3 separate regions of the Homo sapiens genome follow, and all the other regions are linked to region 1. A link is a contact called in ENCODE Hi-C or POLR2A ChIA-PET data. All regions are on one chromosome and are shown on one strand. The core of a region is the stretch at or near the end of the contact, and the rest is flanking DNA. Distances in the headings are between cores, read along the strand shown.

Region 1 (4,522 bases), core at 513-3,012:
CATACAGTTGTAGTGTAAACTGGCATACCAACTGATCTTCTACCAAGAAGATCAATTATATTAGGGTTACCTTCCCTATTGGGTCAAACATGCCTGTTCCAGAAATGACCTATGAGAAAGGGGAACTGTGGTTTGCTTACATTCAACAGATTCCCTTTATCCCTTCTTGGCAACTATGAGAACAGGCTCATCCAGTTTTATCTGCTATGTTTTGTTTTCCTTTCGAAAGCAATGACAGTAACACTGTATGAGAGGCCATAGTCAATTCTGAAACAGAAAAGCTCCATTAATATTAAACTATCTGTCAAGATTACCCCTTTTTGGTCATTGGTAGGAATCACCTCTTGCCTTCAAGGATGGCTGACCCCATCTGGGTAGAGGATTATGCTAGGAAACTATGAAAAATAACTATTTGAGGGGCAATGGCACATGACAGGTATGTCTCTCTCTTCATCACTGCAATATGGACTTTACAGCAGCTTGAAAATTCATTAAACTTAAATATCTGAGTTTATATTAATGCTTAAGTCTATCCTTTCCCTCAACTTTTCAAAATTTATAACCATAAAACCCTGTATATTCTATATATGAATGAATATGTGTGAATATAACTAAATATTGAGAACTGTAGACATTTTTCTTATAAACAGAACAAAATCAAAATTCAGAGCTGTATTATATTAAACAATAATTTTGTTGTTAATAACCTTGAAATTTATGTTATTACTTTGGGCTTAATTTAATGATGTGCAGTTTAAAACAACTGGAATTACATACCCTTAGCTTTACATCTTGACATAAAAAACTCACAAAACATGATACAGGTGTGAAGGCTCTAACCAAACACAGCTTTTTCCTAGGAATGCAGTCTCTGCTTACAGTTCACCTACTTCAGTAGTTTTCAGAGGCTTAATTAATGTTGCATTGGGTGGGAAAGTCTTGAAAGCTAATTTATTGTGATCAGTTGGGTGAACACACATGCACACATATACCCTAGTTGGTGCAACACTTAGATCAGAATTCGAAAGTAACAGAGCAAAAAATTGGAAAACAGAAAGTACTCTTAAGGTCTCTGTGGCTATTTCATCTAAGGAAGTGCATATAAATGTCTTATTGCTCTCCTGGCTTGCCTCACTAAGTCGCTCCTCCTGGAATGAAACTCTGAGCACATCATCATCCATGCTTTTTCTTATTCATTATTTTGATTGTTTTTTGAGATGCAAATGAAAGGAAATTGGCATTGCTGTGCCTAGGCTTTTTGTTTTTCTTTTTGCTTTTTTTGGTGGTAACCAGCTGTTTGATAAGCAAACACTCAAGGAGAGCCAGGTCGAGTTGGCCCATGCCATCCGTGCAGCACACAGCACTACTGTCTTCTTTGCAAGGATTTCTGCTGGAAACCGCGATCGAAGGTGCACACGCACTCACACATGCACACACACACACACAGAGGCCTCACTTCCCACGGCGCAGGCCGGCGCTGCAGCACCCGGGTGGGTGGGAACGCGTTCCAGCAGCAGCAGCCCGCCTTCCCAACTCACCAGCCTGCGAAGTTTCCTTGCCGGGAGAGCAGGTGTCAGATTTCAGAGAGGTTTCCTTCCCCTTCCCAAGCCCTGGAACTCCCGGGCTCCACCGTCAGCAAGGAGACAGGATCTGCTCCACAGGGCGATGAGCACGGGGACAGCTACTTATCTCCTCCAACCTGTGGCTCCGGATGGGTCCAAGGCCGGGCGGTCCGCAGCCCCTGCCCGTCAGGACTGCGAGTGGCAGGGCTGGTGGCACCACCCTCGGAGTCCGCCGCGGCGGCGGGGCTGGGTAAGGTTTGTGTGAGAAGAAGGCGTGTCTGCAAGTCCCAACGCGGATGTGCGGAGCTCACCTCAGGCAAGTCTTGCTGGTGACTCAACTGCTGCAGTGAGAAACACACTCCTCTCGGGGATGAAGTCTCCACACTGTGGGGCTTCTAGCCTTACCAGCGAGCTCATTTTTATTCATTTTTGTTCTGTGTTTTCTTTGATGTCTCTCATTCAAAGAGCCCAGGGCGCTGTGAGAACTGGGGCCCTGACATTGCGTTCTCTCCTCCGAGGGGGTGTCTCATTAACTATGAGGAGTGAAGGCGAGGGATTGCGAGTGGGGAGCAGAGGATGGCCTCGGGAAATAAAAGAGGGCGTTGGAAAGAAATTAATATTTTAAAAGTTAGGATGTGTTCGTATGAATGCATTAATCAGTATGCAACATCCAAATTCACTTCCCAAAGCCCTAATTCACTTCCTAAAGTCACTTCAGAGATCAATAGGTTACCACTAAGTAAGATAATGAGCACACGGAGGCATTGAACCAGTATTTGTTAAGCACCTACTATGTGCTATGCCGTGTTCTAAACACATTAGATTCGTCCACAAAGCAAAGATCCTGGCTGCCCATCTTGGGATTCCATTTTAGACACATTCAGACATCCCTAATTTACAGACTGGTAGTAAAGGTAAGAATACAAGGTTAGGTACATTATAATAACAACCGATTTACTCCTCTGTGAACAAAATTTAAAAGTTCCAAACCTGTGTCTTGCATTCATGTTAGTAAACAACGAGATGCCAATGACTGCTTGAATTTTAATTACTTAACTTGTTTCTTATTCGATGCCCTAGAGACAATCTGGGAGGCACTGCTGTTATCAGCTCCCAGAGAATTTCTTGTAGAAGGGAGCAAAGGAATAGCCCAAACCAAAACACAAAACAAACAATAGCAAACTAGTGGAAAAATGGAATATTAGAGAAAACATTTTGGTCTCATAGAAATCTGTCTATTCTATTATGAAACTATTAAAGAAGTTCTATTTTATGTCCTTCAATGTTCTTGAAAGTTGAAAAGAAGAGTAATAATAATGTCTTCATAGTGTTATTGTGAAGAATTGACTTCATATCAGTAATGTGTGTAGAACGTGCCTGGCACAGTAAGTTCTATGAATGTGTTGGCTATACTTATAATTTTGGTAACAATCTATTCCATTCTCCCCAAGTAAGATCCAGTTCCTAAAAATTATTTTGGATCTACTGCATAAAAGTCTTTGAGGCTCAGCCTGTAGATTTTCAAAGTATGTATGCTTGGAATCTATATTTATGATAAATCTACTTTGCATTTAACAGCAATATCTAAGTATATAAGAAGTGTGTGTCCATGGGCCCAGACAGAAATAAAAGAAAGAACATAAGAGCCTTGAATCTTTTCCACTGTTAACACATTGACTTAAAATCACCCTCTGTGCTATACAATGATAACCCATATTCTTTATCTAGTTCATGTGTTCACTACTGACATTAGTCCTAATAGCTATTATTTCCTGTATGCAATAGAGTTTCATCTCATTTGGCTTTCACAACATTACTGTGAAATAGGCAAGGCGTCTATTATATTTATTGTCTCCATTTTCAGAATGAGGTAACTGAGGTTGAGAAAGTCGCAGTAAATCTGTCCAAAGTGATGAAGTTCAAAAGGTGGAAGACAGGTCTATTGATCCTGAATGCCGAGCTCACAGTGGTCACTGTGTTGTACTACCTCACTGCAACTTCTAGAAAAGGTTCCTGCCATAAGAAAATCTGACACACACATTTATTGATGACTCTCCTTGCCACCTTTCCCTAGATAAGTGTGTCACCTGCTTTATAGGGCCAACTCTTGCAGGGATAGCTCTCCTGGAGTGACTTGCCACATATGGTCCTGTCTCCGAGGTTCCAAGGCTCAGATTCAGTAGTGTTACATAGTGACACTACCAGAGAGTGGTGGAACATTTCCTTCCCTGGGAAGAGGGGTTCCAAGGAAGAGAAAGAGTAGGAAGACATAAGAGAAATGTTGCTTGGCCACTCCATGAAGGCCACTTTGACCAGAGGTAGAGCAGAATAAAAAACAGTGGAAAACCAGTGAAAACAAGGTGACAGCATTGTGTGTCATGATAATAATAGTAATAACATCTTCCTGTACCTGGAGTTTATGTAGCATAACTTAAGTAGACATAACATCTGTCTAATTCAATCAATATGGCACTGAGGTAAACATTAATGTACATGGGGTGATGTGTAGTTACAAATGGCAAGATTATCACATGTATTTCATCTCTCCTCAAACTGCTTTATTACAAGAATAAATGAATTTTTTTAAATGTTATTGAATCACAAAGACAAATAAGCAGATAAAATAACACATAAACTTGTAATGAATTTTGGAAGAAGCTAAATCAGATGCAGGCGTGGTAACTGATTTGGAAGAGCAGAGGATTCTATACACTGCATGCCTGCAGGAGAGATTATGGTAAAAAGCAAGCCAATTCTTCCTGCAAAACCTGGGCAGGCTCAGGCCTAGGAGGCAGAAATCTCAGCATAGAAGGAGGCCAGGTGGTGGGGTAAACACAGGGGTTTGGTTATACGTCTGTATATTGGAATGCTTGGACCCAGAGTTCCCTTCCCCACTGTCACACAATCAACCAACCATAAGTTCCTCCATCTGCTCAATCCAGCTTCCAGGAGACTGGAGG
Region 2 (4,522 bases), core at 974-3,473, 61 kb after region 1:
TAAATATTACTGTTGCAGAGGATAGAAAAGAGCTCTCAAAAATTAACAACAACAACAACAACAAAAAAACAAGATGGACAAACAATAAAAGAGGCTATTTCTAGAAGATCAAATTGAAATGGTGAAGAAATATACTTTAAAAAAGATGTTCTTATGTAATCATCAGATGGCATTTTACACACAGTGGACTGCCCCAGACAGAGGTGAGACGTGGAGTCAAAGGAAATTATTTTGGAACTTTAAGGATTACCCTATTGGATTTCTGACTTGCATGGGGCCTGTAGCTCCTTTCTTTTGGCCAATTTATCCTATTTGGAATGGGTTTATTTATCCAAGGCCTGTACCTCCATTGTATCTTGGAAGTAACTAACTTGCTTTGATTATAAAGGCTCATAAACAGAAGAGACTTGCCTTGTCTCAGATGAGACTATGGACTGTGGACTTTTGAGTTAATGCTGCAATGAGTTAAGACTTTGGGGGACTTTTGGGAAGGCATGATTGGTTTTGGAATGTGAGAAGGACATGAGATTTGGGAGTGGCCTGGTGGAATGATATGGTTTGGCTCTGTGTCCCCACCCAACCCTCACCTCGAATTGTAATCCCCATAATCCCTACATGTCAAGGGCAGGACCAGGTGGAGTTAATTGGATCATGGGGGCAGTTTCCCCATGCTGTCCTCATGATAGTGAGTGAGTTCTCATGAGATGTGACTGTTTTATAAGTGTCTGTCATTTCCCCCGTTGTACTCACTTCGTCCTGGTACCCTGTGACAAAGGTGCCTGCTTCTCCTTTACCTTCCACCATGATTTTAAGTTTTCTGAGGCCTCCCCAGCAATGCAGAACTGTGAGTCAATTAAACCTCTTTCCTTGATAAATTACCCAGTCTCAGCTATTTATTCATGGCAGTGTGAGAAAAGATAATAAATCCTGAGAAAAACATGAGAGTTAGATTGCTGACATTGATTACCTTGAGAAGGTAGTTTAGTGATGACAATAAAGAGGCAAAGGTGGAATCAAATAAGGAAAGCCTGCATATGACCACTTTTAGTACATATGAAAATTATGTATCTATACATAAAGAGTAGGAAAAAAAGTTGCAAGTTACCAATGGCTGTTCGGTACCTTCAAACAATGATTTTTTTAAATTAAAATTTGTTTGCCATTCAATACCTTTCACCATGCAGCCATTGCCACATATTGCTGCTTCCAGCCACAAGCCACATATCGCTACATTTTACAAACACCTTTGTGCTTTATCCATAGGAACATTTTTGTGTTCCCGTAACACACCTCATTCTCTAATCCCCTCTTTTTGATTTGCTGTTATATCTGAAAAGATTCCCTCTTTAATTACCTAATAAATTTCCACTCATCCCACAAATTCGAGCCCAAGTTTTACCTCCTCCAGGTATCCATCCACTCCCCCCACATCTTCCTTGTCTCTCCTCTGCATTGGCCCCTACTAGACAGTACTGTAATTATTGCTTTCCCCATCTTTCCTCTCCAAGTCTCTATTAGCCGGAGATTCTTGGAAGAAGGGACTATCTCTTATTTATTACTATATCCCTGATCATTATTTAATTTTCCCACCACCTCCTCCAACACAAGCACTCCCTGAGATGATTCTAGGCAACTTTATGGAACAAACATCCCTTTACAATCTGATTACTTGCTGGAGATAGGCTGACTTCATTGAGTCCACACAATAAGCAGAACTCAGTCATACAATTATTGCAGCATTCCATGTGCCAAGGGTGGCATTTATGCTTATTTTGTGTGAATTGTGGGAAACAGGCAAAATAATCAAGGTCTGAATTCAGCTGGTTGTGGACAGACCACATGGAATGAAATAAGTGTATATTAAATAAGATAAACACTGAAGATAATCAACATCATTGACTTCATACTATTATTCACGATCATCATCTAAAACACAAAAGGGCAGTGATTTTCTAATTGTGTTTATGAACACCTTGATACAAAGAGTTCTTTCCTATATTATTTTCAGTTGTATCTTGTTTTTAAAAAGAGCCACTAATTAATCACCATCTACTGGTGGTATCTCAAAAATACACAGTTGAATAACTATGGCAATTAAATACCCTCATGACCATTACCTCACCTGATAACTATACTATGACCTTTAACCATCTTAGTTAGAAGAGCTGTATAACTCCAGAAAAATCAATACTGCCCACCACACACTGGCATGAGCCACTGGGTAAACAGTTGTATGTGGAGTTATTTGCCTTTCCATGTTATTTACCCAAGCAAAAACCTGTTTTAGGAGTATTAGAGCAAACATTTAGGAGAGCAAATGGAGAAAGTATTTGGGTGTTTCATTCCTGTAAGCAATCTGTTTAAAATGCAAGATAAAAGAAAGGAAAATCTTTGGTTCCCAGCGTGGTAAAACCTGTAATTGACTAAAGTTTCCCCACCTTCTTCCCTATGTGTTTAGAACTCAAATTTGTGATCAATCACAAACTTAGTGAATTGGATGGTCCTCAAAAGTTCCTGGTCAGCTTTGGCCAAATGCCTGCATTCTTGTCATTTGGCACAATTTAAAGAAGAGGCAAAACTGAACCAGTCATAATCTTCCACAAGGCTCCATTAGAAAAGTCACATTACAATGCATTAGTGATGACTTAGCTCCATACCTCACATTAAAAATTCCCTAGGCAGCCATTGTTTCCTCACTTCAGAATGAATAACAGAAATGACATTTCACAACTAACAACCTGAGTTCATTATCTCTGGGGAACCAGCACATAAACTACCAGAGGGGTATGCAACATCAACCAGTCATTTTCAGGAGTTCCTCACCATAGATTTCTAATATTTCATACACTACGCCTATGTCTTTAGGCATATTTCACAGATTGGTATGCAGAGGTGAAGCCCGACTAAAATGTTAAGAATCTGCATTGCAGAAACATAAACATTAGATCTAGGAGGTATTTTAGCACGTATTTAATCTAATCTCTTCATTAAATAAATGGGAAAACACACCAAAACAAAAAACAAAAAAACTTAAAAAAAAACAAAAACAAAAAGGAGATGTGGAGACATTCAATGATCTGCTCAAATTTTAAGGCAACCGAAGGCAAAGCCAGAAATGAAACCCAGGTCTCCCAAATCCTAACCTGGTGCTCTTTGCATATGCCTGCCTGCTTCTACTCAACTGCAAAACAACTTCTTTAGCTTCGATTTACAGGGCCATGACTGTCCTTTCATTAATCCATAATGACTCCATTTACTGTGTTTCCTGTTGACTTTGCTTTATATTTGTTTCTATTATTTCCTGCTTTTGATTATTTCTGGAGGGTCTACCATGAAGATGATGAAGTGGTAAGATGGAAGAAAGCCATGTGTTATTCCATGTAACAATTACAAATCTAAGACTGAACTCCAGGAATTCTCAGGCAATTCTGGACGTGTGATTGTTGACCATTCATTCTAAAAATGTGTCTTCGCCAAAAAGTTGGTGTTTTCAAAATAAATTTGGAAATCTATAATTTCTTCTAGAAGAAATTAATGTCCTGCTGTAAACAAACTGGTTTAACTTTAATTAACTCATAATTTCCCAAACATATTTGAATGTGAAAGCCCTTGTGTGTACCTAAGTTTCTGAAACAACTAATCTCCCACAAAACAAACATTAGTAAGTTGCCTTATCACAGTGAGCAATGGGGTGTGGGCAAATATCTCCTCCTTCAATACTTTGTTTTACTAAAAAGAATTTACAAAATGTTTCCTGTAGGCAGCTAATTGTGTGGTTGAAGTGGGTATGGGGAAAGGAAAGGAAGAAGGAGATATAAGAAGTTAAAAATGACTCTAGATTTCTTGAGTTTATAATTGTATTAGGTATAAACAAGACATGCAACAAGTAAGCAAAACCCTAAGGCAGTAAATAATTCAGTGTCCAGTGTCTCCATAAGGTACAAATGAAGGCATTGGGATTTTCAATTTGAGCTTAACTGGAACAAAGCAAATTTTAAATTAGATCCTGAAGGACATATAGAAATCAAAGTGCCTGGCACAAGGTTGACCAATGCATATTTGCTTAACAAATGAAGGACATTCTGGGTTAGGGAACAGCACGAACAATATCTTGAAGTCAAATGGAATGAAACATGTTATTCTTGGGAATATAGAACTTAGGGTGTCTGGGACAGGAGTGAGGGTGAGCACTGGGCTCCAGGGAATGGGAAATTAAGATCAGAGAGGGGCTGGGCACAGTGGCTCACACCTGCAATCCTAGCATTTTGGGAGGCTGAGGTAGAAGGATCATTTGAAGCCAGGAGCAAAATAAAGACTGAATTGGGGGAATTTAAGCAGAATGTAAAAATCGTTATGCTAATGAGAACTCCAGAATCTTCCCAAAGTCATGTGGTTTTCTTTTTGGTTTTTTTTGCTTGTTTGTTTTTTTGTTTTTTTTTGTTTTGTTTTTCCTTTTCATCCCTAGCATCTTGCAACCTGCCTGGGCATGAAACGGGAATTTTAAAAATGTTGGTTAATTAAA
Region 3 (4,522 bases), core at 774-3,273, 46 kb before region 1:
CCCAGCCACGCTAAACTGTGAGTCAATTAAACCTCTTTCTGTTATAAATTACCTAGTCTTGGACAGTTCTCTATAGCAGTATGAAAATGGACTAATAGAGGACATATCTAAAATCACTAGATAATTCTAATAACTTTTTATGTGTAAAAAAATTGGTACATGTACATGTACAAAAAATTAAAACAATTTTTTGTTTTTATATTGTTACTTTAGTCACCAATCAAAACTGAAAACTTTTGCGTCTTTGGGTAAATAATAATGAAGAATAGAATGAGGTACTCATCAAATAATCCAGTATCATTATATCATTTGGAATATTTGCATTGCTTTACGTTATACTTTATTATGAATGTATGTTTCTTTCATGAATTAATGCTTTTTGAGGTAGGATGTTTTTAAAGCTGCAAATTCATACTTTTGCTCTAAAGCTTTCCTGCCATATAACACACTTTCTTCACTAGCAGAGCTCTCTGGATGGATTTTTGCTGACCATGGATGTTCTCAAAAAAAAAAAAAACCTAGACAAAGCATAATCATTTCTTAGGAAGAGATCCATAGCACCCATCAAGACCCGTCTTCCTTAATAAAAGGATACACATGTCTCAATTATTGCCATGAAGGATACACATGTCTCAATTATTCCAATACAGACATTGGAAAATGTCTATTTTGTGTGACTGCCAAGAATGGACTGGTTTCTCAGATTCTCCAAAAAAAAATTTGTTTTTGGAGAAGACAGGATCTCACTCTGTCATCTAGGCTAAAGTGCAGTGGCATGATCAGGGCTCACTGCAGCATCGACCTTCCCTGGTTTAGGTGATCCTCCCAACTCAGCCTTCCTGGTAGCTGGGACTACAAACACACGCCTCCACACCTGGTTATTTTTGTGTGTATTTTTTGTATAAATGGGGTTTTGCTATGTTGCCCAGGCTGGTTTCAAACTCCTGGGCTCAAGCAATCCACCCATTTCAGCTTCCGAAAGTGCTGGGATTACAGACATGAGCCACCACGCTCAGCCTGGTAAAATATTTTACCAGGACTGTATCATTGAATATGTTGCTGCTCTTATTCTTAGTTGCTGCTCTTAGTCAACCCAAATAGATAGCTAGAGAAGTTTTCTGCCATAGTATGATTTCCCCCCACACTTAAGGTCTGTTATCACCATCACTCTACCTTTTTCCCTCTTCCCCTAAACTTGCTCATGTAAAACTATTTTGGAGGGTGATAATGTTTGTCATTTCACTAGTAGAATTGGATGAAACTGTTAATTTTCAGAAAAAAGAAAGTGCTTAAATTTATTATACGATATTAGTAACTAAAGCCAAATTCTTCCCTAGGCAAAAGCCTTAATTTTTTTAGCAGTTTTTGCAGTGGGGGTGTGAAATTGAAGACATTGGATTTCGTGGCTCCCAGAAAAAGTGAAAAGAATGGAGTCAATAAGACACATCTACATACTTTAAAATTTTGCTTAAAGCTAACTTTTTTTTTTTTTTTTTAGCAAATGTGTGTGTATGAATGCGTGACAGTCTCAAGAAACACTAAGTCATGAGCAAATCTAGTTAAATGTCTTCAATACGTAGTGTCAGGCCCAAAGATGAAAATTTTAAAAATGGAAGTTCTAGTCTAGCTTCTGACAAGGTCTGAATTACTTAAAAGTGAAATAAGGATCTGAGAAAATACAACGTAATTTTGCAAGGTAGAATGATTAATTGATAAATGAGTCAAATCCTGGTTGTGTTTTCAATTCAAACAAAACAGTGTCTTCAGGGACTGCAGTGATCCAAGAAGACTGCAGAGGAAGGAAAATTTGCATTTAACCTTATAGCGTGGAGGGGAATTAGACATGAGGAGAGGAGATACAGGACCATAGCATGGGAGATTACTTCCCACTTGTAGAATGAGACTATTACCACTTGCTAACTACACGACCTATCATGTTTTCCTGATTGGCAGCCAGACTGTTCTCTGTCTTTTGTACATAAACCTGCCTGGGGCAATACTGGTGCCACCTCCCAGTCAAAGTCTAATCCAGAGTGAACAATCCAGGCTAACACAAATCAATTCCACTGTGGCCCACATTGCCTCTTTTCTATAAGTGAAGGGTGCTGGACACTTCCTGACATTTAACACAAATTCCACCTGAAATGAATGCAAAGCTTGGCACTGTGGAAAAATCTTCATTTTTCCAATAGGCTATTTGACATATTAAGCTAGGTATGAGACAGTTCACTTCTAAGCTCCTTTCAAAAATGAATTTTATTTCTTATTTTTTATATCACTACTCTCCTCTCTCTCTCACTCTGTCTATGTCTGTCTCTGTCAACACACTCACACACACACACACACACACACACACACACACACACACACACAGGATTTGGCTCAGCTCCTCTTTTTATTATTATGTGATTTTTTTGAGTCCTAAAATCATATAGCCTCAATATTCTATTGTTGGTTGTTGGCATGGCAAATACAACACCATAAAAAAAAAGCCTTGGCAAATTTTCCTAGAACTGGGCTAAAAAAAATGATGTGGGAAGGATCAAAAGGCTGACAAGTTTAACAGTATTGTTTATTCCTGTACAATGACTGATGGTCTTGCTGGTTCTTGGTTCTGTGGATATAAAAGGGAAGAAAAGGCCAGAAGACTGCAGTGTTTCAGGAAATGCATCTCACTTAGTCTTTATCGTGGTATCACAAGCTGTACCACAAGAACCAGGAGGACTTTTAGATACAGACAAGCCCTTCATGGGAAGGCAAGGGGCTAAAAAGAGTAGGGAAAAGAACTGAAATGTATCACACCCATGAGGCTCTGTTTAATGAAGAGTCGTAAAGGTAAAAAGGAATTCAAGTAATCAGGTGGTCTAGCCCCTCAGTTTTTGGATGAGAAGTCATATACAGAGAAGGAAAATCCAAGATTATTATTATAATTTGAAATACAAATTGTGTTAGAAACAAAGTAGGAATATTTTTATTTTATATGGAAAGGGAATTTTATCCTGGATATATGCAGAAACAGAATTTCCATAGCTAGAATATCTCAAATGAAGTTGCTCATGGATTCACTCTTCCCCACTCTATCTCTCAGCTCCTGCTATTTTTGTTTAATGTAAGTTCCATTAGCACAGAAACTTGATCTCTTTTGTCTACTGCTGGATCCACAGAGCTCAGCTCAGTGGCTGCCATATAGAAGGAGCTCAATACATATTTGTTGAGTGTATAAATTTATTTAAGCTATCTGCAGCCATGCAAATGTCATGATTAATGAAATTAATCTCATGAGCCATTTGTGGAAGTGGTGTCCATCCGAGTGCAAGGACTTGGATTCTCCCTTCTTATCAATGAGGTAAGTATTTAGATTAAAGACTCACTGTATTGCTTTCCAGGTCTAGCTTCCTGAGTTCATTTTTCTTTTTTCTTTTTTTTTTTTTTTAAGGCAGAGTTTCACTCTTCTTGCCCAGGCTGGAGTGCAATGGCGCCATCTCAGCTCACCGCAACCTCCACCTCCCGAGTTAAAGCCATTCTCCTGTCTCAGCCTCCTGAGTAGCTGGGATTACAGGCATGCACCACCATGCCTGGCTAATTTTGTATTTTTGGTAGAGATGGGGTTTCTCCATTTTGTTCAGGCTGGTCTCGAACTCCCAACCTCAGGTGATCCGCCCGCCTCGGCCTCCCAAAGTGCTGGGATTACAGGCATGAGCCACTGTGCCTGGCCCCTGAGCTCATTTTTCTATCTTAAGTTGCACAAGAGTACAAAACCTTCTCAAAATAGAATATATCTTCAGAGGAATAGTTTCAAACAACATGAGAAAAGGCAAAGCACAGAGATACTGCACTTGAAAGTAAAATTTGTGCTAGCAGAGAACACATAAAGCTGTCGGTTGAATAGGTCAGGGCTCAGAGAACTGGGCTCCTCCGTATAAGCATCCATTTGCCATCTAACATACTCTCATCACCACCTCTCACTTGCATGGCATTTTGCATGGCTCTGAGGATATACTCCTTGCTCGCCAGTGGGGAGCTTGGCAAATGCTACAGTTACGTGTTGATGGCTACTCCACATTTGGAATTACCCACACAAACTTTGGTGCTCTTTGCCAGTCTACTGGATAAGTCTCAAGAATGCCTTGACAAGCTATGAACCTGTGACTTTAACGTATTAAATTAACAGAAACCAACTTAATATTTCTTTTTTTTTTTTTTTTTTTTGAGATGGAGTCTTGCTCTGTCGCCCAGGCTGGAGTGCAGTGGCCCAATCAAGGCTCACTGCAGGCTCCGCCTCCCAGGTTCATGCCATTCTCCTGCCTCAGTCTCCCAAGTAGCTGGGACTAAAGGTGCCCGCCACCACGCCCGGCCAATTTTTGGTATTTTTAGTAGAGACGGGGTTTCACCGTGTTAGTCAGGATGGTCTCGATCTCCTGACCTCGTGATCCTCCCGCCTCAGCAATTTAGTATTCTTAAGACACTTCGGAAAGCTCAAAATATTAGGCAGATAAGGTATCAGCCATATTTCTTTGCATTC

What was found. A loop is a pair of places that touch in the nucleus more often than their neighbours do. ChIA-PET counts read pairs that join two places held with the same protein, here RNA polymerase II (POLR2A). Pooled maps may share reads with other maps.
Region 2: a loop to region 1 is called in a map of PC-3, with 4 times the contacts of the local background. The contact joins the enhancer-like site here to the promoter of RAB27B in region 1. A Hi-C loop is called at or near these places in 8 of 168 maps with a recorded cell type or tissue (Calu3, HCT116, MCF 10A and 4 more), 1 of 37 single-sample maps with no recorded cell type and 10 of 50 pooled maps. POLR2A ChIA-PET finds 5 or more read pairs at or near these places in 3 of 52 experiments (A549, MCF 10A and Panc1).
Region 3: POLR2A ChIA-PET joins it to region 1 with 12 read pairs in MCF 10A. The contact joins the enhancer-like site here to the promoter of RAB27B in region 1. A Hi-C loop is called at or near these places in 2 of 168 maps with a recorded cell type or tissue (endothelial cell of hepatic sinusoid and mammary epithelial cell). POLR2A ChIA-PET finds 5 or more read pairs at or near these places in 4 of 52 experiments (A549, BJ, MCF 10A and 1 more).

What each region holds. Positions count from the first base shown.
Region 1 is chr18:54,825,717-54,830,238 of GRCh38, reverse strand. RAB27B (RAB27B, member RAS oncogene family) reads right to left here and starts at 1,762. Exons shown (of 6, transcript NM_004163.4): 1 at 1,539-1,762.
Region 2 is chr18:54,764,997-54,769,518 of GRCh38, reverse strand. It overlaps a transcript of RAB27B not described here. Among named protein-coding and RNA genes, the nearest start is that of RAB27B, 61 kb to the left of the region's middle. Within about 2 kb of position 2,223, at least 5 of the 41 ENCODE cell types and tissues checked have a DNase peak (open chromatin) inside an H3K27ac peak, as active enhancers do; they include PC-3 and PC-9, where a contact is called at or near this core.
Region 3 is chr18:54,871,537-54,876,058 of GRCh38, reverse strand. The region is part of intron 1 of RAB27B (RAB27B, member RAS oncogene family); the gene reads right to left. Among named protein-coding and RNA genes, the nearest start is that of RAB27B, 45 kb to the right of the region's middle. Within about 2 kb of position 2,023, at least 2 of the 41 ENCODE cell types and tissues checked have a DNase peak (open chromatin) inside an H3K27ac peak, as active enhancers do.